Regions from separate parts of the Homo sapiens genome. Here regions 1 and 2 are each linked to region 3. Evidence: read pairs that join two places in POLR2A ChIA-PET (ENCODE). Cell type or tissue: A673. All regions are shown on one strand. Each heading gives the region's core, and the rest is flanking DNA. Links, peaks and the distances in the headings are about the cores only. Region 1 overlaps FARS2 (phenylalanyl-tRNA synthetase 2, mitochondrial). Region 2 has its middle 38 kb from the start of MIR5683. Region 3 overlaps FARS2 (phenylalanyl-tRNA synthetase 2, mitochondrial).

Evidence for each region. ChIA-PET counts read pairs that join two places held together with the same protein. Peaks named below come from ENCODE experiments on the same cell type or tissue, not always from the same donor. Only the 100,000 strongest peaks of a DNase experiment are listed, where the experiment ranks them.
Region 1: POLR2A ChIA-PET joins it to region 3 with 7 read pairs; 3 of 35 experiments call an interaction of 5 or more read pairs at or near these places.
Region 2: POLR2A ChIA-PET joins it to region 3 with 22 read pairs; 1 of 35 experiments calls an interaction of 5 or more read pairs at or near these places.

What each region holds. Positions count from the first base shown.
Region 1 is chr6:5,714,434-5,722,249 of GRCh38, reverse strand. All of the region lies in intron 6 of FARS2 (phenylalanyl-tRNA synthetase 2, mitochondrial), which reads right to left. Among named protein-coding and RNA genes, the nearest start is that of FARS2-AS1, 260 kb to the right of the region's middle. In A673, for the core only: no CTCF peak of the experiment used is centred there; no DNase peak of the experiment used is centred there.
Region 2 is chr6:6,127,885-6,135,700 of GRCh38, reverse strand. No RefSeq gene overlaps it. Among named protein-coding and RNA genes, the nearest start is that of MIR5683, 38 kb to the left of the region's middle. In A673, for the core only: a CTCF peak has its summit at 3,992 (motif pointing right); a DNase peak (open chromatin) is centred at 4,040.
Region 3 is chr6:5,494,152-5,501,967 of GRCh38, reverse strand. All of the region lies in intron 4 of FARS2 (phenylalanyl-tRNA synthetase 2, mitochondrial), which reads right to left. Among named protein-coding and RNA genes, the nearest start is that of FARS2-AS1, 40 kb to the right of the region's middle. RefSeq lists a silencer at 2,106-2,306. In A673, for the core only: no CTCF peak of the experiment used is centred there; DNase peaks (open chromatin) are centred at 2,147, 3,597 and 3,937; H3K4me3 peaks cover 913 bases; H3K27ac peaks cover 1,042 bases.

The DNA of each region.
Region 1 (7,816 bases), core at 1,177-6,176, 220 kb before region 3:
AGACTTTATTTGCCCTTTTCGCTGTATTGCCACTTACATCTTTGGTGCAAAAGCAACAGTAGATAAAACTGTGGGTGCCTTAGCTGGGATCAAGGTAGTGGCACCAGCTTATACTGGCAGTCACTGCATTTTTTACCATCTCACACTTACAAGGAAAAAAACAACAATTTGTTTCATCCATTAAAGCTGGAAAAAAAGAGAATATTTAAAACGTCCTTAAAAAGCACTACAAATTATTACCTTTATTAAGTTTCAACCCTTGATATGCCTTTTTTATATTCTGTGTGACTCAGTGGGAAACACACACAGAGAACCCGTGGTACACGCTGAAGCACAAGGTTGTCTCAAGGAAATGTGCATCTGAGATTCAACTGTGAGCTGAACCAGCAACTCTTTTTCATGGAACATTATTTTTACATGGAAGAAGTACTGACAGACCAATGATGGCAGAGATAATAAATGCAATGAGCCTGCCACTTCAAGAACTGACAGTGTTTTTGGCCAATGATAAAATTCAAGCAAATTTGGAAAATTGTCAACGTTGGAAAATGTGTCTCCATATTTCCCAATACTTAAGGCATTCCTGATAGGATTGGTGATGATACTAATGAATGTGATTTTTTGATCTTAGATAATGAAATGTGTCGACGCTTAAAAGAGTTACATAACTCACTGAACCAATATTTCTAATTGAATGATGCACGATTTCACACAATCATGAAAGAGTGAATGATCCATTCAAAATTGCAAGATAGACTAATCGATTTCAATGTAACAAGTGAAAAATTATATCAGTCATTGATATAATTTCAGATTTCACAATGCAACTAACTTTTAAAAAACTACTACTTTTCCGGTTTTGGTAGAGTGTCAAAGAATGAATAGCCACAATTTTCTCAAAAGTCTATTAACACACTTTTCCCTTTTCTAACAAAATATCTGGGGTAACCAAAACAACTTAAGAGCATCAGACTGAATACAGAAGCTGGTATAAGAAGCTAGTTGTCTTCTTAGACCAGACCCGAAAAAGATTTGCAAAAATATAAATCAATGTCATTCTTTTCACAAAAATTTTTATAGTTATTTTTCATAGAATTATATTAGGTTAATATGCAATGGTTTTATTATTGATATGTTTAAATAATAAAATCTTTTAAAATGTTTTACTTAAAACATTTAAACTTTATTTCTTTTTAAAGAGACAGGTTTCACTATGTCACCCAGGCTAGAGTATAGTGGTATGATCACAGCTCACTGCAGCCTCGACCTCCTGGCCTCAAACAATTTTTTCACCTCAGCCTCCTAAGTGGCTGGGACTACAGGCATGTGCTACCTAGCACAGCTAATTAAAAAAAATTTTTTTTTGTAGTGATGGGGGTCTTGCTATGTTACCCAGGCTGGTCTTGAACTCCTATCCTCAAGCAATCCTTCTGCCTCCACCTCCCAAAGTGCTGGGACTATAGAGCATGAGCCACTATGCCCAGGCAAAGCATTTAAACATTTATATACAGTTTTAATTTTTAATATGATCAATATCAGTAGATATAACCCCAAATAAACAAAAACTCTCTGGGGTCCTCAATAATTTTTAAGAATGTAAAGGGGATCTTGAGGCTATTTAAATTTAATAATCTTGAGACTTATGAATGTAAAGGCAATCTAGAAAACTAGTGGTCTGAGAATGCTGCTCTAGAGCCTAGGGCATGCTAGGTACACAATAAATGCTGAATGAATATTGTAAAGACACATTCTCTTTAGTATTTGTCTGCCTTCTGAAGCTTCTCTCTTTCAAAACATCTCCAATTAACATCTGGAAAACTGATCAATTAACATCTGGAAAACTGATCAATTAACATCTGGAAAACTGATGTGTTTGTTTTATTTTCTTGTGAGCCATAATGCTTTAACTAGGGCTCATACACGTTTGAGTAGCGCTACTTAGATGAAGACCCAATGGCAAGAGTCTGTAAGCCCCAGAACTCAGAAGTTACCCTCAGAATCACTATAAATGTCTCCAACTATTTTTTATCCCTTCCTTTTTCTTAAGTGCCTACATCAAGATAAAAATTTAAAACTAGTTCGCAATGTATTTAATGGAATTGCTTTTAACTATTGGTATTGCAGCAGTGTTGTTTTTTTTTTTATGTAGAGCATTGTGAATGCAGGGTGATCTAGCTACACCGCATACTAAACAGGAGACTAACTACCATTTAAACAGCAGTTTTTAATAGGAAAGCACAGGCCAACTTTTACAAGTGACTCTCAAGTGTCCTTCTGGAAGACAATAGACGTGGTGGTTATAACAATTTCTGTGGTATAATAGAGAGTCCACAACAGGTTTGTGTCACACTAAACGGAAGCCACATTGCAAGCTGTCTCAAGTTTAAGCAAACACTATGCTTTACAAGATTATTTTTGAATGGGCTGCAATACATAAAATCAACTACAAGCTTTCAGATGAGCTGAATGATGCTACAGAACCTGAACTTGAACTACCTTGTCTTGGTAAGATGTACCTTCTCTCTGTTAGTGTCACACCAATGACAAACTGGTGACAGCCACAGCTCCTGGCTGGCCGCATCCCTGGAACTTCTGGTAAAGTCCACATAAAGCTCATCTTTGTGTGAGGCCCCAGAGAGTTGAGGCCTCACGAGGGCATTGAGTTGTGCCCTCGCAACTGCCTTACCTGAGATTTCTGAAGAAAGGTCTCCCGCTTTCAAAATCCCACATTAGCATCTAAGTGCTATCTTTCAGCTACAGCAGGCAGCTCTTTTTTCTTTTCTTCTCTTTTCTTTATCTCTTTCTCTCTTTCTTTCCTTTCTTTTTCTTTCTTCTTCCTTTTTTTTTTTTTTTAATTTTTTTTGAGACAGGGTCTTGCCTCACTCTGTCACCCAGGCTGCAGTGTAGTGGTGTGATCACAGCTCACTGTAGCCTTGACCATTCAGCCCAAGAGATCCTCCCACCTCAGCCTCCCAAGTAGCTGGGACCATAGGTGTGTGCCTCCAGACCCAGCTAATTTTTAAATTTCCTGTAGAGAGGGGATCTCACCTTGTTGCCCGGGCTGGTCTTGAACTCCTGGGCTCAAGCTATCCTCTTGCCTCAGCCTCCCAAAGTGCTGGGATTATAGGCATGAGCTACTGCACCCAGTCAGGCAGCCTTTACTTCAGATGAGCATAACTAAATCCGTAGGAGAGGGAGTGAGGTGAGAGACAAATCTCAGATCCTGACTATGATACGAATTGTGATTTGTTCTGCATAAGGTGCAAGCACTCAGGCTCAAAGTGGGATTAGAAACATTCCCGCCATCTTCCACAGGAAGACTGGTAAGACACAGTGGCTCAGAAGAACCAAAGATTCAGTATTAGCAGGAAGATTCTAGATAACATTTCCCTGTTTTGCAACACACCTAACCTGAATTTAATACGCCAGGATCAAATAAAAGCATTTTATTTTCAGATCCAAAATATGAAGCCACACAGCCTCGGGCTGAGAGTCAGATTTCACAAGCAGAGCAGGAACAGGCCCCATCTTCCATTAGCTACTCAGTCAAGGAGAACTGAAGCTGCAAATTGGGAGGGAAAAGGGCCACATATTTTCTGGCTCAATTAGGTAAAAGAGGCTTTGGTTTAAAAAAAAAATGAGCTTGCATTCTGAATTGCCAGGCTTAAATTTGATATTTCAAATGTCTCTTGTGTGTATATGTAAGTTACAGCCTGTTTCACCCGGTTTACTGTTGAACAGTGGCATCGTCTGAAAATAGGGAAGTTGTTGAAAAGCTATCAGCAAAAATGCCGCCAACACTTGTATCACAGGAAATCTTCAAAAAGGGTATACAGTAACAAGTACCTGATTCATTTACTCAACAACTACTTAGCAAGATCCCACCATGGGCCCAGTTGGGGGTGGGTGGGCACTGAGAACTAGCAAGACAGACCTAGTGCCTGCCCTTGGGAAGTTTTCAGTCTAGCATGGAAGGGTTAAGTAAATTATTACATAATTAATACAAAAATAAAATGGCCCTTTAATAGCTGATACTGGCCGGGCATGGTGGCTCACACCTGTAATCCCAGCACTTTGGGAGGCTGAGGCAGGTGGATCTCTTGAGGTCAGGAGTTCCAGACCAGCCTGGCCAACATGGTGAAACTTCATCTCTACCAAAAATACAAAAATTAGCCAGGCGTGGTGGCACACGCCTGTAATCCCATTACTCAGGAGGCTGAGGTTTGAGAATCACTTGAACCTGGGAGATGGAGGTTGCAGTGAGCAGAGATCACGCCACTGTACTCCAGCCTGGGCGACAGAGTGAGACTCTGTATATATATATATATATATATATATATAGCTGATACCTTCTCATTTTCATGCCTTTGCAATATGAGGGAACTAGGGCATGGTAGAAAAAGCACTGTTGCATTCTTAGGAGGCATTTACTAGAGTTATGAGGAAAGCCAGCTCCCTGATGGATAATGGACTTAGGCAGTGCTCATCAATGGCTGTGGAATATATTATGTAAAAAGCTGATGTGGGAATTTTATAATTAAATATATTCAGTTAACAACACCTGAATCTATTGATCAATCTCAATAGCATGAAAGGAGAGATATATGGAAGTAAGTAGATACACCACTCATGAAGTAGTCTTGCCAAAACCCAAACCAAATGAACTTAAATCTGATCAAGCCTCTAGATTCAGCTACTAGTTTTCAGGCAATACAGAGGATAGAAGAACATGTTAAATGACACCATGGGGATACAACTGGCAAAATTCCAAACATGGGAAACTGCACAGGGCCAACAACCCAGTTTCTTCAAAAACAACAGAATGGCTAGAGAGGGGGTTGTGAGAGAGATATACATAGACACACACACACACACACACACACACACACACACACACATATACATATCTATGTTTCTATCCACGGTTCCTGGCTCATAACTCCCACGACCTTTGTTACAGTCTTTTGTTACAACATTGGGGCACTTTAGGTCTCAGATGCAGGCCTTAGAAAACAGAATCTCTCTCTGACCTTCTACCTTCTTTTTCCCTGCTCCTTTTTCTCCCCAAGGCAGGACTCTAATCTACCCCCACATTTCTCTTATCTACCTTGTCTGACTGTAGGTTATAAGTTCCCCATTTCTGAAGGGGCCCTGCCTCATCCCAGGGGGAAGGAATGTTGCACAGAGAGACGAAGAAGAATCTGAAGAGACAGGACTTGCTGGGTTCCCCACTCAGTCTATTAGTATTAGATCACACCCTTTTTGTCCAATCACATATCTACCTGGTTGTCCATGCTTCAACATGCCTATCCAATGAAGTCTCCACACAAGCTTTGGGAGAACGGTGTATAGAGAGCCTCCAGATAGCTGAGCATGTGGAGGTTCCTGGAGGGTAGTGTACCCAGAGAGGGCATGGAAGCTCCATTCCCCCTCCCCCATATTTTGCCCTCTGCACTTCTTCATCTGTATCCTTTGTTATATCCTTCAAAATAAGCCAGTAGATGTTGGTACATGTTTCTGAGTTCTGTAAGCTGCTCTAGGAAATTAATCAAACCCAAGGAGGGAGTTGTGGGTTCCCTGAATTACAGCCAGCTGAGGCTTGTGAAGTCATCTTAAGTGGAAGCAGTCTGGTGAGATGGAGCCCTCAACCTGTGGGCCCTCCAGGTAGACAGTGTCAGAACTGAATTGGAGGACACCTGCTGGTGTTTGCTGCAGAACTGATTGCTTGCTTGTTGGCGGGGAGAAATCCCTGTACATCTGGCCACAGAAGTCCTCTGTGTTGATTGTTGTGGAATGAGAGCAGAGGAACAACATTTTGGGGATTTGTTTTGTTTTTCAAGCTCAGGGGAATGGGTAGGGGGGATCCCCTGAGCTGGAAAAAAAACAAGACCCCCAAGATAAATATTAACCAAATGTAAGTGTGGGCCTTGTTTGGATCTAGATTAAACCAATTAATTTTCTTTTAAGTATGAGACAAACATGGAAAACAAGAAAATCTGAGCACTCTATATGTAATAATTAGAGACTTTTTTAAGGTAGTGATAGCAATATTGCAGTTATGTTCTTTAAAAGTGTCTTTATCCTGTTATAGGTATACTATATGAGTATTTATAGATGAAATGACATCCCAAATTAGCTTCAAAAGAATAGCTGGAAAAATAAGCACATGAAAAACTCTCAATATTACTGGCCATCAGGGAAAAATGCAAATCAAAATTAGAATGAGGTAACACTTTGTAGCCACTAGGATGGCTATAATAAAAAAGAGATAATAACAAGTGTTGGTGAGGATGTGGAGAAATTTGAACCCTCATACACTCTAGTACAAATATACAACAGTGTGGCCACTTTGGAAAACAGTTTGGTAATTCCTTAAATGGTTAAACATAGTTATCATGTGTAACTCAGCAACTGCACTCCTAGGCATACACCCAAGAGAAATTAAAGTTAATCTACAGAAAAACACATATAAATGTTCATAGCAGCATCATAAATAGCCAAAATGTGAAAGCAGTCCAACTGTCCATCAAATAATGAATGGATAAGTATGGCATATTCATACAATAAACTACTATGCTGCAATAAAAAGGAATGCCATATTGATACATGCTATAATATGAATGAACCTTGACATCATTATGCTGAGTAAAAGAAGCCAGACACAAGAGACCACATATTATATGATTCCTTATATACAAATGTCCAGAATAGGTAAATTGTAGAAACAGCAAGTAGATCAGGGGTTTCCTGGGGCTGTGGTGTCAGGAACAAGGAGACAGGGGGCAGTGGCAGGGAAAGGGCGGTGATTGCTGAGGGGTCTTGGGTTTCTTTCGGGGTCATGAAAACGTTTTAAAATCAACTGTGGCGACGAACGCACAACTCTGTGACTATACGAAAAGCCAGTGAGTTGTATGCTTTGAAAAACGCATGCTGGGGAGGGTGTGGGCAGGGGTACAGGTGAAATCCATGTGTTGAAAGTTTTTAAATGTGTAGGCTCTATCATCAGACCCCCTGGATCAAATCCTCACTCTCAAAATTATGAGCTGTGTGACCCTGGGCAAGATATTTAACCAGTCTGAACCCTAGTTCCCTCAAATGTAACATGAGGATAGTAATATGGGCGTGCACGAGTTAAATGAAGTTGATATATTTAAGGCACACAGAAGAGTGTCCTGCACATGTAAAATGTTCACTGGACATCAAATTGTTTTTATTTTTTATTTTTGAGATGAAATCTCGCTCTGTTGCCCAGGCTGGAGTGCAGTGGCGCGATCTCCACTCACTGCAACCTCTACCTCCTGGGTTCAAGCGATTCTCCCATCTCAGCCTCCTCAGCAGCTGGGATTAGAGGCGCCCATCACCATACCCAGCTAATTTTTGTATTTTTAGTAGACATGGGGTTTTACCATGTTAGCCAGACTGGTCTCGAACTCCTGACCTCAGGTTATCCACCCACCTCGGCCTCCCAAAGTGCTGGGATTACAGGCATGAGCCACCGCGCCTGGCCGGATGTGAAGTTTTATTACTCTCATCTGCTTGCTTTGGGTCAGCTCCTTCAGGAGTGCCCATTTCTTCAGCATCTCCCTCAGAAACCACGGTCATTAGGAAACCTAGTAGGGGCTCACAAAAGTCTTCCTTTGTTGGCTCTAACCTTTTTAGTTTTTATGATGCTCCTTATCTTCAAAAGGTTCTGTTTTTTGTGACTTAATAAGTTTGTTTTCTCTGTGATTTTAGGCTATAGAAGAAAATGTAGGAGTAGCAGCAAGAGCTAGAAGAAGACCAACTGAGCCACATTCATGGACTCTGTGCTAGAGGG
Region 2 (7,816 bases), core at 1,688-6,687, 630 kb before region 3:
AAATACCATGGGATAATTTGTCTTGTGCTAAACTGAGAGGCAGCAAAGAAGCCTGCTGACATAGTGAAATAAAAGTTGGTCTCAGACACTGCTGGTAAAGTGTAAATTGGTGCAACCCCTTTGGCAATCTATTTAGCATTATCTGCTAAATCTGAACAAATGCTATGACCCAGTAATCTTACTCCCAGGCATATTTCCAATAGAAATATGCTAAAATAGAATGGACAAATAAACCGTGGCATATTTACAATTAATTGTAACACAGCAATGAGAATACTAAAAATATATAATAAGATAAATAGCTCCATAAAATACAATACTATATAAAATATTACAAGATGAAAGAACTGCAGCCTAACGTTGAAATAAAGAAACCAGACACTAAATAGTACATGTCATAACATGATTCTATTTATTTAGAATTCAAAAATAGGCAAAACTCATCTATAGGTTAGAAGTCAGGATGGTGGTTACCCTTGGAAGAGGGACTCAAGGGACACAAGAGAGCTTCTGGGAAACCAGAAGTATTCCATTTCTTGATCTGGGTGTTGTAAAACTTCATTGAAATAGACATTTAGGCTGGGTGCGGTGGCTCACGCCCATAATCTCAGCATGTTGGGAGGCCAAGTCGGGGGGATTACCTGAGGTCAGGAGTTCTAGACCAGCCTGGCCAACACAGTGCAACCCCGTCTCTACTAAAAATACAAAAATTGGCCAGGCGTGGTAGTATGTGCCTGTAATCCCAGCTGCTCAAGAAACTGAGGCAGGAGAATTGCCTGAACCCACGAGGCAGAGGTTGCAGTGAGCTGATATCGTGCCACTGCACTCCAGCCTGGGCAACAGAGTGAGACTCCATCTCAAAGAAAAAGGAAAAGAAATACACATTTATTATTATATTCATTATTTATTGCTCTTGTGACATATTACCCCAAAACTTAGCTGCTTGAAACAATATTTATAGCTCATAATTTTGTAGGTCAGGAATCCAGGCATGACTTAGCTGGGTCCTCTGGCTCATGTTTGCTCACCAGGCTGCCATCAGCTAGCCAGAGATGTAGTCTTATCTGAAGGATTGAGTGGGACATGATCTGCTTTCAAGCTTGTTCACAGGTTCCACACAGACTGGTAGACTGAGGGCCTTGGTTCTTTGCTAGCTGCTGGTGGGAGGTCACTCTTAGTTTTTTGTCATGCGAGTATCTCTCCAGGGCAACTCACAACTTGACATTTGGCTTCATCATGGTGAGAAATCAAGAGAGCAAGATAGGGCAGGCAAGAGAGAAGCCAAAATCTTTTTGTAGCCTAATCTCAGAAGTGACAGCCCATCATTTTTGTTGTATTCCATGTACTAAAAGTGAGTCAGTGAGTCCAGCCCACAGTCAAAGGTTGGGAACTATACAAGGACATGGATATTAGGAGGCAGGGATCATTGGGGACCATCTTAGTTATGCTTCAATAACAGTAACAGAAGAAAATTATTCTTAGAATTGCCAAGATAAAGCCACAGGGTCTGGCTATACAAATTTTTTTTAATTTGTTTCATATTGTTCTTCTTCCTTGGCTGAAGAAGCTGTCCATGAATATGTATTGAGTCCTATTTCATTTTCTTGGGGCTTTTCCCTCTTTAACATCAAGCTTCCAGATTTACTTCCTGACAGGACACCATCTGACCAGACTCAACTGAGCTGCTTTGACCTCCTAGTCAAAGGCTTAAGTTCCCTAGCTCAAAAAACAATGTCTGGATGCCAGAGAGGGAGGCACTGCTGTTCTCACTTTAGTAGCACATTATAGATAGAGTTTGGAAAAGGACTTGGAAAACCAACACTCTTCATTAGTAATATTTGCCCATATCAATTGGAATTTGCTTCAGTGTGCATAAAAATAAGTAAATAAAACAGAGATTGGATGGCAGACCACATGTTAACACATGGAAAATCATACCCTCTATGCCTAAAGTTGATTATCTCTTTTACCTCTGTTGTGGCCTGGCATGGCTTCCCTGACAATTTCTACCAAAGGTTGAAAGGAATTGTAGTATCTGGCTGACCCATCATGATGATTTCCTTTGCCAATAATGACTACAGTCCCAAATGACTAAAACAGAGCCTATCTAGGCAAGCATCCACTTTTTATAGGAGCTCTGCAGTTCTGGTGTATACATTGCTACCTGGTACAGAATAAGCATGTATTGAATGAATGAATTATCCTAATGGTCATCTAATGGAGTAGGGAAAAACTGTTACTCTCCCTGGTACTCCATAGTTCAGGCTCTTCCTGTTATTGGTTACCCCCATTCAATAATTTTTTTATGCTCCCAAAATGCCAAAGCCCTTTTTCTTCAGGCATTTTGTTTCCTTTTTCACCATACTGGGTCCTCAGCATACAAGCCCAAATAATATCAAAGACAACAGATGTCAAGATAAAATGAGAATCAGAACTTCACTATTGAGCATAGCTCATTTGAACATATCCCATTGTCTATCTGCTCCCCTCTGGAAATAAATCATCCTAACCTGAATTATCCTAACCAAGTTTCCCAGCAGCCTACCTCCCATTTTCCCGTGCAGAAGACAATAATCAGAAAATCAGAAACAGTCCTTTTCTCTTTCCCATACTACCACCAAAGTAGCTTTAAACAACTCTGCAGGAAAGATTCTGTCACTCAGAGCTCCTTTTGTTACTGGGATTGGAGTTCAGGGATGAGGCCAGGTTTTAAAAATTTAGAGATAAATATACAGAAAAAGAGAGAAGTTGAACTTTCATTTTCTATCTCAAAACCAAGCACCATGAGCTGACCTTCCCACAAATGCAGTTTCCAGCCACTCAAGGAGGTAATCCCCAACTCTGGCAGTGCCCAAGCAGACGCTAAGACTCACCTTCTCTGATGGGAATGGTTTCATGAGGGTTGCTAAACTGGACAAGAGAATGGAAAAGAGAGTTACTAAAGTCACTTCCAACTCTAAGAAGCTATTATTAAATGGGTCTTTATTTGATATAACACCTAACATTTTCCCATCAACAATCTGAGCTGAAACATGCACTGTGTCATTCAGTCTTTCCTGTGATCACGATGGCTATTGCGGGTCTTGTTCACAGTGTGTGTCCACAAACAAGCATTTTGTTACCTTACCCAGGTGAGAATTTAACCCGCAACTTGAGGCTCGTCAGTATGCCCTTGTAGCCAACTGTTTTTATCAGATAAAGACAATATGCTTTTGGAGTACCAATAATGAAATACGCCAGATGTAACAAAAAGAAAGACAGACTTCTCAACTTATTAGCTGGATTCCCAGACTTTTTCCCACAACACCTGATGCGTAATTTTAAATAATAATTGCCTTTCAATTAACAACCATGGGAAGTCAGTAAAAGCAGGAAAAATAAAGGCCTAGAAGCAAAGTGATGTTGAGGACTGAGCAATTAATAATAATCCAGGCTCCAGAAATGACTGTTAATTGTATCAGTTGGTTGGAGGAGGTTGAATTTTCAAGAAACACTGCGTATGTATTGGAAGCATAAATGTATGGAAAAACATGGCGTACTCAATGTTGCATAGACCCATTCCTAGCTAACCACTATCTAGAATTTAACAAGATTTCAAATAGCTGGAAATGAGAAGTCAAGGCTGGGAGGAAATGCTGTCAGGAGCAAAACAGCTAAAGGATGTGCAACCAGTTGGAGGCTCCCCCTCCATCAAAGTTAGCTGAGACAGGAGCTCCTCTTGAATCATGGGAAGTGTTAAGACCTCCTAAGTAGGAAGAGTGGGCCAGAATGAATACCACAATGAAGTATCTAGGCCCAACAGGGGATGACAATATGTAGTAGAGAGACAGTGCCTTTGATTAAAGGAGGTATCAAAATGTTGCCTACTTTACAGCTCCACATCCAATTAATATTGCTACACCTTTTTTCTCCCCTCTGGAAAAAAAAAAAAAAAAAAAGCACTTAACCAATGAACTGATTCTCTGGCCTTGGCCCTAGGGAAACATGTTTCTCTTACTTTATCCACCAGGAGGCGGTAAAGAGTCTTCTCTAGTGCAGAGCTGAGTTGGGTTCTTGGGCGGAAGGTTCAGCCCACATAGTCTATAATCCTACTTAAGGTCGTAGAAAATTAGGATTGTCTGTTCTGACATTATGCATTAGGCATAAAGAATAAGGCATTAAAGGCTGCTGATCTAATTACCACTTTCTGTGCCCTCCATCTTCGCAGAGCCCAGGAAATATCAGCACTGCTCAGAAAGAGTACATGTTCAGATTTCTTCTTGTATCTGTCTCTGCCTCCCCTGAAGTAGTTTTCTGGGAAAGAGAAAGACTGTAATAAAACCAGATATACACATGTCTTAATTAGAATGAAAGATGGATGTTTATTATTTCCAAATACTTAGTACTTTACATGCATAAGAACTCCGGTCTCTGCAAAATCTGAATTAAAAGAAATGATGCAACTAAAAAAATTAATTTCTTATGTTTCAGAAGACTAGTACCAACACCCATATCTCCTTATATTAAATGCATTGGCACTAAGTCCTAAGAAAGAGTGTGAGGGGCTGAAGGGACTGGGAACTGGTAAGGTGGCTCTCTGCAGACTAGCTGGCCTGGCACACTCAATGCTATCTCTTTTCACAGACTTCTCAGATTTGCAGTAGCTCCCTCCCCACCTTCTACTGTACCTCAGAGAGGGTTCTCAGCATCTTTGCCTCCCCTGCACATCTCCTCTTTACTTTGGCTCATTTGCATGTGCATGTGAAGAATGTTAGATTTTATAATTCCAGGAAAGGACAATAAAAGCAGATGCAGTCTGGCTCTGGCTGATCTATAAATGGACCCAAATTAAATCTGGGTAGCCAAATGTGGTGGCATGCACATGTCATCCCAGATACTTGGGAGGCTGAGGCAGGAAGATCACTTGAGCCAGGAGTTCAAGACCAGCCTAGGCAACATAAAGAGATTCCACCTCAAAAAAAAAAAAAAATTCTGGGCAGTGCTGAGAACAAAAGCAATATCAAATATAGAGCTCACCAAAAGCGTTCTAGATTTGGATTTTAAGAGGCTTAAGATACTCTCCAGGACATTGGAATGGGCAAAGACTTCTTAAGCAATAGTTCCACAGGCACAGGCAACCAAAGCAAAAATGGACAAATGGGATCACATTGAGTTAAAAAGCTTCTGCACAGCAAAAGAAACAATCAACAAAGTGAAGAGACAACACACAGAATGGGAGAAAATATTTGCAAACTACCCATCTAACAAGGGACTAATAACCAGAATATATAAGGAGCTCAATTGACTCTGTAAGAAAAAAATATAATAATCTGATTTAAAAATGGGCAAAAAGATCTGAATAGGCATTTCTCAAAAGATGATATACAAATGGCAGATACATGAAAAGATGCTCAACATCAGTGATCATCAAAGAAATGCAAACCAAAGCTACAATGAGGTATCATCTCACCCCAGTTAAAATAGCTTATTTCCACAAAACAGGCAATAACAAAAGCTAACAAGGATGTGGAGGAAAGGGAACCCTTGTACCACAGGCGGGAATGTAAATTAGTACAACCACTGTGGAGTACAGTTTAGAGGTTCCTCAGAAAAACTAAAAATAGAGCTACCATATGATCCAGCAATTCCACTCCTAGGTATATACCCCAAAGAAAGGAAATCAGTATATCAAAGAGATATCTGCACTCTCATGTTCATTGCAGCACTGCTTACAATCACCAAGATTCAGAAGCTACCTAAGTGTCCATCAACTGACAGATAAAGAAAATATAGAACATATACACAATGGAGTAAAAAGGAATGAGATTCAGTCACTTGTAACAACATATACGGAACTGGAGGTCATTATGTTAAGTGAAATAAACCAGGCACAGAAAGACAAACATCACATGTTCTTACTTATCTGTGGGTGCTAAAAGTTAAAACCATTAGAACTGATGGAGATAGAGAATAGAAGGATGGTTACCAGAGGTTGGGAAGGGTAGTCAGGGAGAAGGGGCAGGAGAAAGGATGGCTAATGAGTACAAAAAAAAAATAGAAAGAATGAATAAGACCTAGTTTGATAGCATAATAGGGCAACTATAGTAAAACAGAATTTAATTGTGCATTTTAAAATAGCTAAAAGAATATAGTTGGATTGTTTGAAACACAAAGAATAAATGCTTGAGGTGATGGATACTCTATTTATCCCAATAAGATTATTATGATTTGCATGCCTGTATCAAATATCTCATGTAACCCGCAAATATATACACCTACTATGTACCCACAAAAATTAAAAATAAAAAATTTTCAAAGAGACCTTAAAGACAATAGCCTCTCCCTCTCTCTCTCTGTCTCCCTCAACATGCAGTCATTTTTATCAAGACCTATTTTCATTGACTTTTATGATAATTTCGCTTTAATTCTATCACTTTCACATGTATTTCCTATATTTAGAGGGAAAGGAAAGACACAGAAAAGGTGAGTAAAAAGCTATATAAAGTTGAATAACAAAACTCTGCTTTTTGATGATTCATGATCTTTTGATGGTGTAAGCAGTTTACTTTATAAACCCACACTGACTATTCCGCTGCATGTTGGTTGTTGAAACACAGAATCACTCTAGTCTTAAAATGCCAATTTATTATCTGCTCTTTGGTTAATATTCATCTCAAGAAGATAGACTGCCATTAGATACCAAGGGTTACAAATTCAAAGTTATACTTCCTGATTTGAAAAATAAATTATTTTTCTTATTTAATCACCTAAGCCAGGTTTAATGAACCATTTTATAAGGCCATTTAGATAAGATTAGCTAATCCATATGATTTGTCTAACTTCTATGTTTTTCCATATCATCTATATAATGCTTTACTTGTAGTAAGTTCTCAAGTAAATGTAAGTTGAATTTAATTTCATTTTCACTTATTGGAGAGATTCATAATCCATGTTGGAAAGACTGCTTAAATGCTCCTTTACACCAAACTAAAAGCATACCTTTTTAGTTTTTACTATTTCTTTGCATTTCTCCCAAAATCTACGGACTTACTGAGAATGAAAACTGTTTAAGGTCTGAGTTTCAGGGTATCACAAAATCACAGGGCCCAAGACGTATAAGACAAGGGTCAAACGCACTCCAAGGCTCCAAAGATGTGTGCAGTAACAGAGACCCCACTTCAGCTGTTGCTCAGGAAGATGAGCCATGACACTAACAAGCTCATGCTCCAGGGCCACTCACTTGCACTGTGCCCTTCTAAAGCTCTGAAGGAGCCCTGGCATTGTTTTGACATGGTCATAGCTATTTTTTAATTCTGCAAAAGGAAAACAGTTTCACCATAATCAGTTAAATTATCAGTTTTCCCCCAGCCTACTTCTCTTTGTATTAGATGGCATTAGACTATACACAGGCATTTTGGGGATCCAGATAAGGGAAGGATATACTGGGGATAGATTCACTTTATATTTAGTTGAATATACTTATGTGGTTCATCACCTCTGTGGTGTATAGTGAGGTTACTGCTAGCTACCTCACCCTAAGGATGACTTCCAGGAATACTGCCATCTCTTATTTACAAACGTGTAGGGCCAAAGATCTACTATGGTACAGGTGAATGTGACCTATGGTGCCCAGCACTGGATGTATATAGAAGAAACAAGGTATAAAATGTAGAGAGCTTGAAGCTAGTCTGTGTAAGCTTGCAAACTAAGGATTCAGTTCTTGTCAATACCAAGTCAAAATGAAAGAACTCTACTGAATAATACGGCATATATAGTTTTAAACACATTATGTGACTGTTTTATGGGAATAACATAAAATAAAATTATGAAAAATCTT
Region 3 (7,816 bases), core at 1,157-6,156:
GTCATTGCTGGACAGATTTAGATTTCACTGAGAACTCTGCTCACTGCACACGCATCTCACATGTGACTGGAGGGGCAGGCAAGCTCAAAGGACAAAGCAAAGGTCTATCAAGCCCATTCTGGCATATTTTAATGCAACCCGTAATGATACTTTATTTTAAAAAATGAGAAACCAGCTGGGCGTGGTGGCTCACACCTGTAATCCCAGCACTTTGGGAGGCTGAGGCGGGCGGACCACTTGAGGTCAGAAGTTCAAGATCAGCCTGGCCAACGTGGCAAAACCCCATCTCTACTAAAAATACAAAAATTAGATGGGTGTGGTGGCTCACGCCTGTAGTCCCAGCTACTCAGGAGGCTGAGCCATGAGGATTGCTAGACCGGGAGGTGGAGGTTGCAGTGAGCTGAGATCACGCCACTGCACTCCAGCCTGGGCAACAGAGCAAGAATCCATCTCAAAAATAAATAAATAAATAAAAATAAAATAAAATAAAAAAATGAGAACCCCAAGACAATGCTAATTAGGAAGGTTAAAGGCACTAACTGGGACTGTCCTGGGCAAACTGAGCTGTGTAGTCACCTATCAGTTAATGGCTCTGTTAAGAAAATGTAATTAACACAGCTAAGAGTTGAGAACTTACCATGAAGCATATGCCAAGAGCTTTACAGGCAATATCTTTTTCAATACGCCCACAGTGAGCATATCTCTGAAATAGGTGTTATTTCTTCATTAGATTTATGTCCTTTGTTTACCTTAGTACAAGGCTGAGGTATACCGATACTACTTAAACTCTTTGAGGTTTAGATACTAGATGGCGAGTGGCAATGTTCATTCATATCATGTTTACATCTGCTGGCTTGGTCTGTCTAGCAACTCTAACCCCTTCTTTTGATAAGCACAGTCCAGTTTTCTCTGGGTGAATGAATCTTGTGTTTGTTAATCACTGCATTCCCTCTTCTAGCCCCATCTCCCAAAACAAGAACAAGACCAGACCTGGCATCTCTCTCTCTCTCTCTCTCTCTCTCTCTCTCTCTCTCGGGGATTTGAAGCTTGACTGGAATGTCACAAGGACAGAAAATGTTTTGTTCCAAGTCATTCCAGTGGCACCACCTTCAAGTGGCTGTCCTAAATACCAGAACTACCCTCTTCTTATCCTTTATCCTTTCAACTCTTCTACCGGTTCTGTGAATTATCCAGTGTCATTTTAATACATCCTCTCCTTTAAAAAAAAAAAATGTAAGGTAGCAAAAATTGGTGCTACAGCTTACAACCAAAGCACTCTGACTCCCTTAGCAATTAAACCTAGGTTTGTCTAACTCCAGAGTCCGTGCCTTAACCATGGTACCCTGGTATGTTCCTTAGCCAGCACCTGGTACCAGACAGGCCTGCAGTTTACCTGCTCTGATGAAAAACACTGAAGGTAACTGCACAGGCCTCTCCTCTGCAAGCTGCATCTGAGGCGCCTGGCCTTGCCCCACCCTCCGCTGGTGTGGCTGGCCTTGATTTCCCTTCAGTCATCCAGGAGAGATGCTTACTAATGTGGTGTCTTCCTCCTCAAGTCTTATTTGGTCTCCATTCTGCTTCGACAGAACCATATGGGCAGCTCTTTGCAGCCTGGGAGAAAAGCTGCATTTCTATGAGTACTTTCCCAGCCTCCACAGCAGCCTTTTCTCAAGAAGCTGAAGAAAACGCAGTACCCAAGTTACCAGAATTTCTCACTGTACCACACACATTTTCCCAAGCTAGAGAAAATAAAGTTTTCTAGGGAGAGAGGGAGGGAGGGCGAGAGGGAGGCAGCACAATGAAATAATAGAGAACAGGATCAGATACCCAATAGACTTCTTAAACGATGGCAAGTGGCAAAACTGCTGACACGAAGAATCATGTAAAACTTATATCTTCATAAAACAACACATTTGGAAAGGACACCACCCCTAGAATTGCTACCTCAGCTTGGTACAGTTGACATTTGCTTCTGCTGAAATTTCAGATGCCCCTTGTATTAATGTATGCAGAGAGAAGAAAGAAGGCATTGAAAAGGCAGCAACCATACAGGGACAGTTGAAAACCAACACAAAAGAAACAGGAAATGTAGGCCATTGCTGTACCCAAAGTTTAAGTAGTTAGTGACTACTATTTGAGTCACTTAGTTTTAAAAAGTAAAAGAACGACTTATGATCTCATCAAAGATATTCTGGCACACAGAACTAGATAAATGGCTTTGTACCAGTTTTCTATTTCTGCAGGCAATGATATCACCAAGCCAAAGGAAGCAAATTGGGAGACAATGATCCTGAAGTTCAAACTACAGCAAACGGTAAGAACTCTACGGGGAACTTGAGGGAAGTTTGAATTTTCTAAATGCATAGAATTAGGAGCAGCAATCATTAGCTGTCAATCCATTTAACTCACTCATGGATGAGCATGTTAGGGCCCAGAGAGATTAAATGACTTGCTCCAAGCTCACAGACCCAAGCAGTGCTAAATCTGAAAACAGAAATCAAACCTTCTGACCTTATTCTAACCATTCTTTCCTTTTCATTGCATTGCCCTAATTCACTCATGTCCTGCACTGAAGGGAACTAAAGTGCAGTCTGCGTCTCATGAAGGAAACATGTGTCTGGACCTCCCTAATAAAACCACTAGGGAAGCACCACACTATCTGACTTGCTTCCCTTCTTTCTACTCCCAAAAGACTTCATCCAGAAAAAAATGTCCACTCTCCCAGGTTCCTTGGGGTAGGCACACGTTGGCCAGAACCAAGTTAGTGAACTGCCAGTGAAAGGTCAGATGCAGCCTTCATCGATACACGCCTCGCCCAAGATTCTTTTAACAAGAAAAGGGCACCGCTTCGTGACCAGCCTGGCCAACATGGTGAAACCCCATCTCTGCTAAAGATACAAAAATTTGCTGGGCGTGGTGGTGCATGCCTGTAATCCCAGCTACTCAGGAGGCTGAGGCAGGAGAATCGCTTGAACCCAGGAGGCGGAGGTTGCAGTGAGCCAAGATGGCACCACTGCACTCCAGCCTGGGTGACAGAGTGAGACTCCATCTCAAGAAAAAAAAAGGCACTACTGGCTTCAATGGAAATGCAACTGCCTTGTTTCAATTTCTAGCATCCTGCTTAATTTATGTTGTAGGTTTTCCCAATTCAATTAAGGAGCTCCCTCGTCTTAACTCAGATATCTTAACCTTCTCTTCATGCTCCTATCCTGCTGTAAAGAAACAGGAATTCAATCTGAAAAGTGACTAAATGCTGGTGGTAAGTGACAGCTGCTTTGAGGAGGTATAGAGGAGTTAGTCATAGGTGACATAAAGCCAACTCTACTTTTTGTGTAAACTAAAAACAAAAAAAAAATACATGGATCATAAATCTAATTCAACAATTGAACTTAGCCAACATCTACTGAGTACCTGGTGCGTGCAGTCACTCCGCTGGTGTTAGAGACACGGTGATGAACAGATTCCTCCCTCAAGCAACTTAAACTCTAGAGGAGAAACACTTACGTTTTATGATAAGTAAAATAAGCTCCATCAGACAGTCAGATGGTTAACTTGGCCGATCTGATTCACCCTGGCATTTCCTTTCCCCGCTGATGCTCTTGAACGATAACTCTTAAAAACGAAACAAGCAAAAGCCTAGTGACACGAATAAAAGGAAAAAATAAGGAGCCTGAAAACTCTACCACTCAAATAATCTTCTCTTTTGAGATAATCCAGAACTGACTATTTTACCATCAGAGGAGGATGTGTTTCCAATTTAGAACACCAAAAGATGAAAAAAAATTTTAATCATTTCTTATCCTTTAAGATCTGTCCTAGATTCCATTCAATGAAACCACAAGTAACATCAAATCGCCTAACTCAACAAATATGTAAGTCCTAAACACCCCTAGAGAGTCCCTTCCATTCCCCAGGGCCCCCAGCACAGTAGGTGAAAGCAGATGTGATCAGAGAAGATAGCTATCCCTCTCAAAACTGGCTCTAGAGTTGTATAATTAGCTACACAATCCCTAAATTATAGCTCTCTGGGGAAAGAGGGTGAAACTATTTGTTTATTCACAATGAATGATAATGTAAAACAGTTAATTGCCTTCAGATGCTCACGCTCCTATTACAATGAAAGGTTAATGAATTACTTATTTAGGGTAGAGGAGAATAAATGAAAGGATTACATTTTAAAAATAAACATTTCCTAAAATTCTATTTAAAATAAAAGAATAATAAAATTACCCACATTTATTGCTCTCAGTCAGAACAATATTGAGGAAAATATTTTACATATATTTAGAGAACTATAAGAAGTTTGAATGATACCATTGGCATTCATTTTCCATGTTAAATATCTTATTTACCATGATAACAGTTAATACAGGCTTTTAACTGAAGGTGTGAAATGATGTTTGTTGAAACATTTTTATTTCTATTATTAATGAAATCAACACCCAATGTTCCTTTTACTCATTTTTCTGACATTTAATCCATGACAGCCAATCATTGTAGGTGCTGTTCAGTTTGTCCTTTATCCCACATTAAGATTTTCATTCTCATCAGGCCTGGCAAAAAGATTCACTATTTTAGAACAGCTCCAAACTCAACAGAGTTGCAACGATGCTGGCCCCTGGCCTGCTCCTAACATCTTGGTTTCCTTCTCTACATGGACTAGTTTCTCTGGGAACAGTTATCAATTCAAACTCACTCTTTCCTCATGTGGACTCAGTCATTTCAAACAGGATCATTTTTATATTATAATGATCATTATATGTATTGTTGTATTTTATATAATAATGATAACGATGCTACCATTCTTATAAGTAGGGATTTGGAGTTTTCAAAATCATCATACACGAGATTTCATTTAAGTCTCAGTACCATCCTATAAGGGAGTTAGCCTTACTTTTATATTGAATGCTGTTCACAGTAACAGGATTAGAGCTTCTTCACCCCATTTGGGGCTGAATCATGCCCCCTCAAAACATATATTCACAGCTGGGTGCAGAGGTGCATGCACACAGGCCCAGCTACTCAGGAGGCTGAGGTGGGAGGACTGCTTGAGGTCAGGAGTTTGAATCCAGCCTAGGCAATATAGTGAGACCTCTACCTCTAAAAAAATAAAATTAAATAAAAAGAAAGAAACAACAACAACAACAAAAACTTCATATATGAAAGTCCTAACCCCCAGGACCTCAGAACGTGATACAGCCTTTAAAGAGGTAATTAAGAGGTAATTAGTTAAAATGAGGTCATAAGATGGGCCCTAATCCAATTTGACTTGGATGTCCTTACAAGAAGAAGAGATTAGGACACAGATACACACAGAGGGAAAGACCATGTGAGGACACAGGGAGAAAGTAACCATCTACAAGCCAAGGAAAGAGGCCTCAGGAGAAACCAGCCCTACTAACACTTTGATGTCAGATTTGTAGCCTCCAGAACTATGAGAAAATAAATTTCTGCCACTTAAACACTCCACTCTGCAGTATTTGTTATGGCACCCGTAGCAAGTTAATGCACGCACACCCTCATCTCTTGTATGCTCTACACAGATGTCAAGCTTTTAGGTAGAGCAAATTCACTAATTTCCCAAAGCTCCTCCCTCTCGATGACAAAATATTCTGAATGCTGAACACCTTGTAAGGCTTCATTTTAAGTAATCTTATACTGATTCCTATAGTATCAACACTAGAGTCATCAACTAAAAACACAGAAGTGACAAATGGCGCACTTAAGCAATGTGCTCTGTGCAGAGCAACTAGAGAGACATTCAACGGATTCAAAAGCAGAGTACTCAATGGAGTATTACCCTCCTTCCACCCCCAACCAAAAAAAAGATAAGAAGAAAAGGGCATATATTGTTTTATATGGCCGTAGTAATCGGGAAGAAAGTAGAAGAATTAGCTGGGGGTGGGGAGTCAGGGAGAGTTGTGCAGGGATCCTAGGGGAAAAGCAGGTCATAGTAATTTGAGATGATTTTAACAAGACAAGCTTTCTTCCATATTCAGACAGTGAAGGGCTGGTTAGCTGCTCAGGCAGGGCATCGTGATACTGAATATTTTATAGGATCATGGTCCATCAGCCCTGCACTAGGGACTAATTAGGCCTGATACACAAATTGTAATCTATTTACTATTTCTGCTTAAATCATGAGAATTTAAATACCAGTCTCTCAGAGTCCACATTGTTCTGTTATGGTCTCTGCCTTTGATTACTTCAACTGAGAAGATAATTAGCATGGATCAAGCCAATCACAAGCTCTATGAGCTACCACCTCAGTATTACTGGTTTAATTTTGGATAAAACTTTCTAATGATCTGACACAAAGAAAAGAGCAAATTTAGAACAGAAAACCCGAAGGCTTAAAGGGCTGATGTTCCATTAGGAACTCCTTAGCCTGAGTTGCAAGCTTCCATTTTCCCTTCCTAGCTCCAGATTCTTTTTTTGCACCTTTCCATGTTTCTATTAGACTAGACCCCAGAAGCATCGGTGGAACAGAGGAAGTGTTCCCATTTCCAATTCACTTTTAATTATAGAAAACAGTTGGCAAAATATCAAAGCCCCATGTACAATTTCTTCTGGCTCCACTGGGAGCACAGGGGTTTACCAAGGGGAGAGAATAACAGAGAAAAACAATAAAGTTTGAGAATTACGACGATGTAGAAAAGGAAAGAAAAGATGAAACAAAGGCAGAAAATGATGACAAATTTACATCTTCCAGCTGGCACACTACCTTGGCTCAAAAGCAAAAATGTGCATTATAATTTCAGGCGGCTACAGTTTTCACAGGGTTTAACCTGAGTCACATTTTGACCTCTACAGTTTCTATAATTGGAAAAGGATTTTATTATCTAAAAGGGAAGAAAATGAAGGCAATGAGAGGGAAGGAGGGAAAACAACAAAGTTCTCTGCTCTGGCAGACATTCGTCACCCACAATGTTCAACCTCACACAGCAGTCATTTTAGGAGGTGTATTCTGAAGAGAAGAGCAATTACCCCTGAAATAGGCCAACATGTTCATTTGTTTAAAGGGGTCAAAAAGAAAGGGATGAATCTGAACTATAAGGAAGCTTGTAATAGAGTTATTTTCGATTGCTTTTTCCTCATCTAGTTTTCTTTTGACATTTTAGACCATTAGGACACCTTGAACTAGCTCTAGGGGAAAAGGGGGAGAGAGGAAAAAGAAAATAATAAAGCCTCTTGGTACAGACTATGTTTGAAGTTTCGTTCCTCAAACATGTGAACTTGTGCAGGCAATACAGCAAGGGAGACATGGGAATGATAAAGAAGGATGAGATGTGAAGGAAACAACAGAAGAGAATACTCCAAGTGGAAAGGATGGGTAGTAGGAAGAGAGAGAAGAGAATTAGTGGGCATGAACCTAATAATGGAGTTTGCCCTTCCACAGGAGGACCACCTTCCCAAAATGTAGGAAATAAGTCTCTACAGTGCAAACAGAAAATTTGCTCTTACTAGCAATAGAAAGATACAAAAAGAATAAGAACCTATCAAGGACACCTAAACACGCAGAGTTTCAAAGCCCGCTGAGAAGCGAGGCAGTGTGAAGCCGCAGCCAGTACAGACCCGGATTCCAGTCCTGCGGCTACAGGAGCTTGGCAGGCCTCCTGAGCGTTCTCCGCCTTCTTTGTGAACTAAAGGATGGGTGGATGGTATGATCACCAGGGCTGCTGCTTTCTTTGAAGGTATTATGGTTCTAAAACATAGAATTTTACTTTTTAAAACCAAACCTGACTCAAACAAGTAGTCACTGACTATTTAAACTCTGAGTATATACCCTACATTTTAAACCATCCTCACAAAGCCT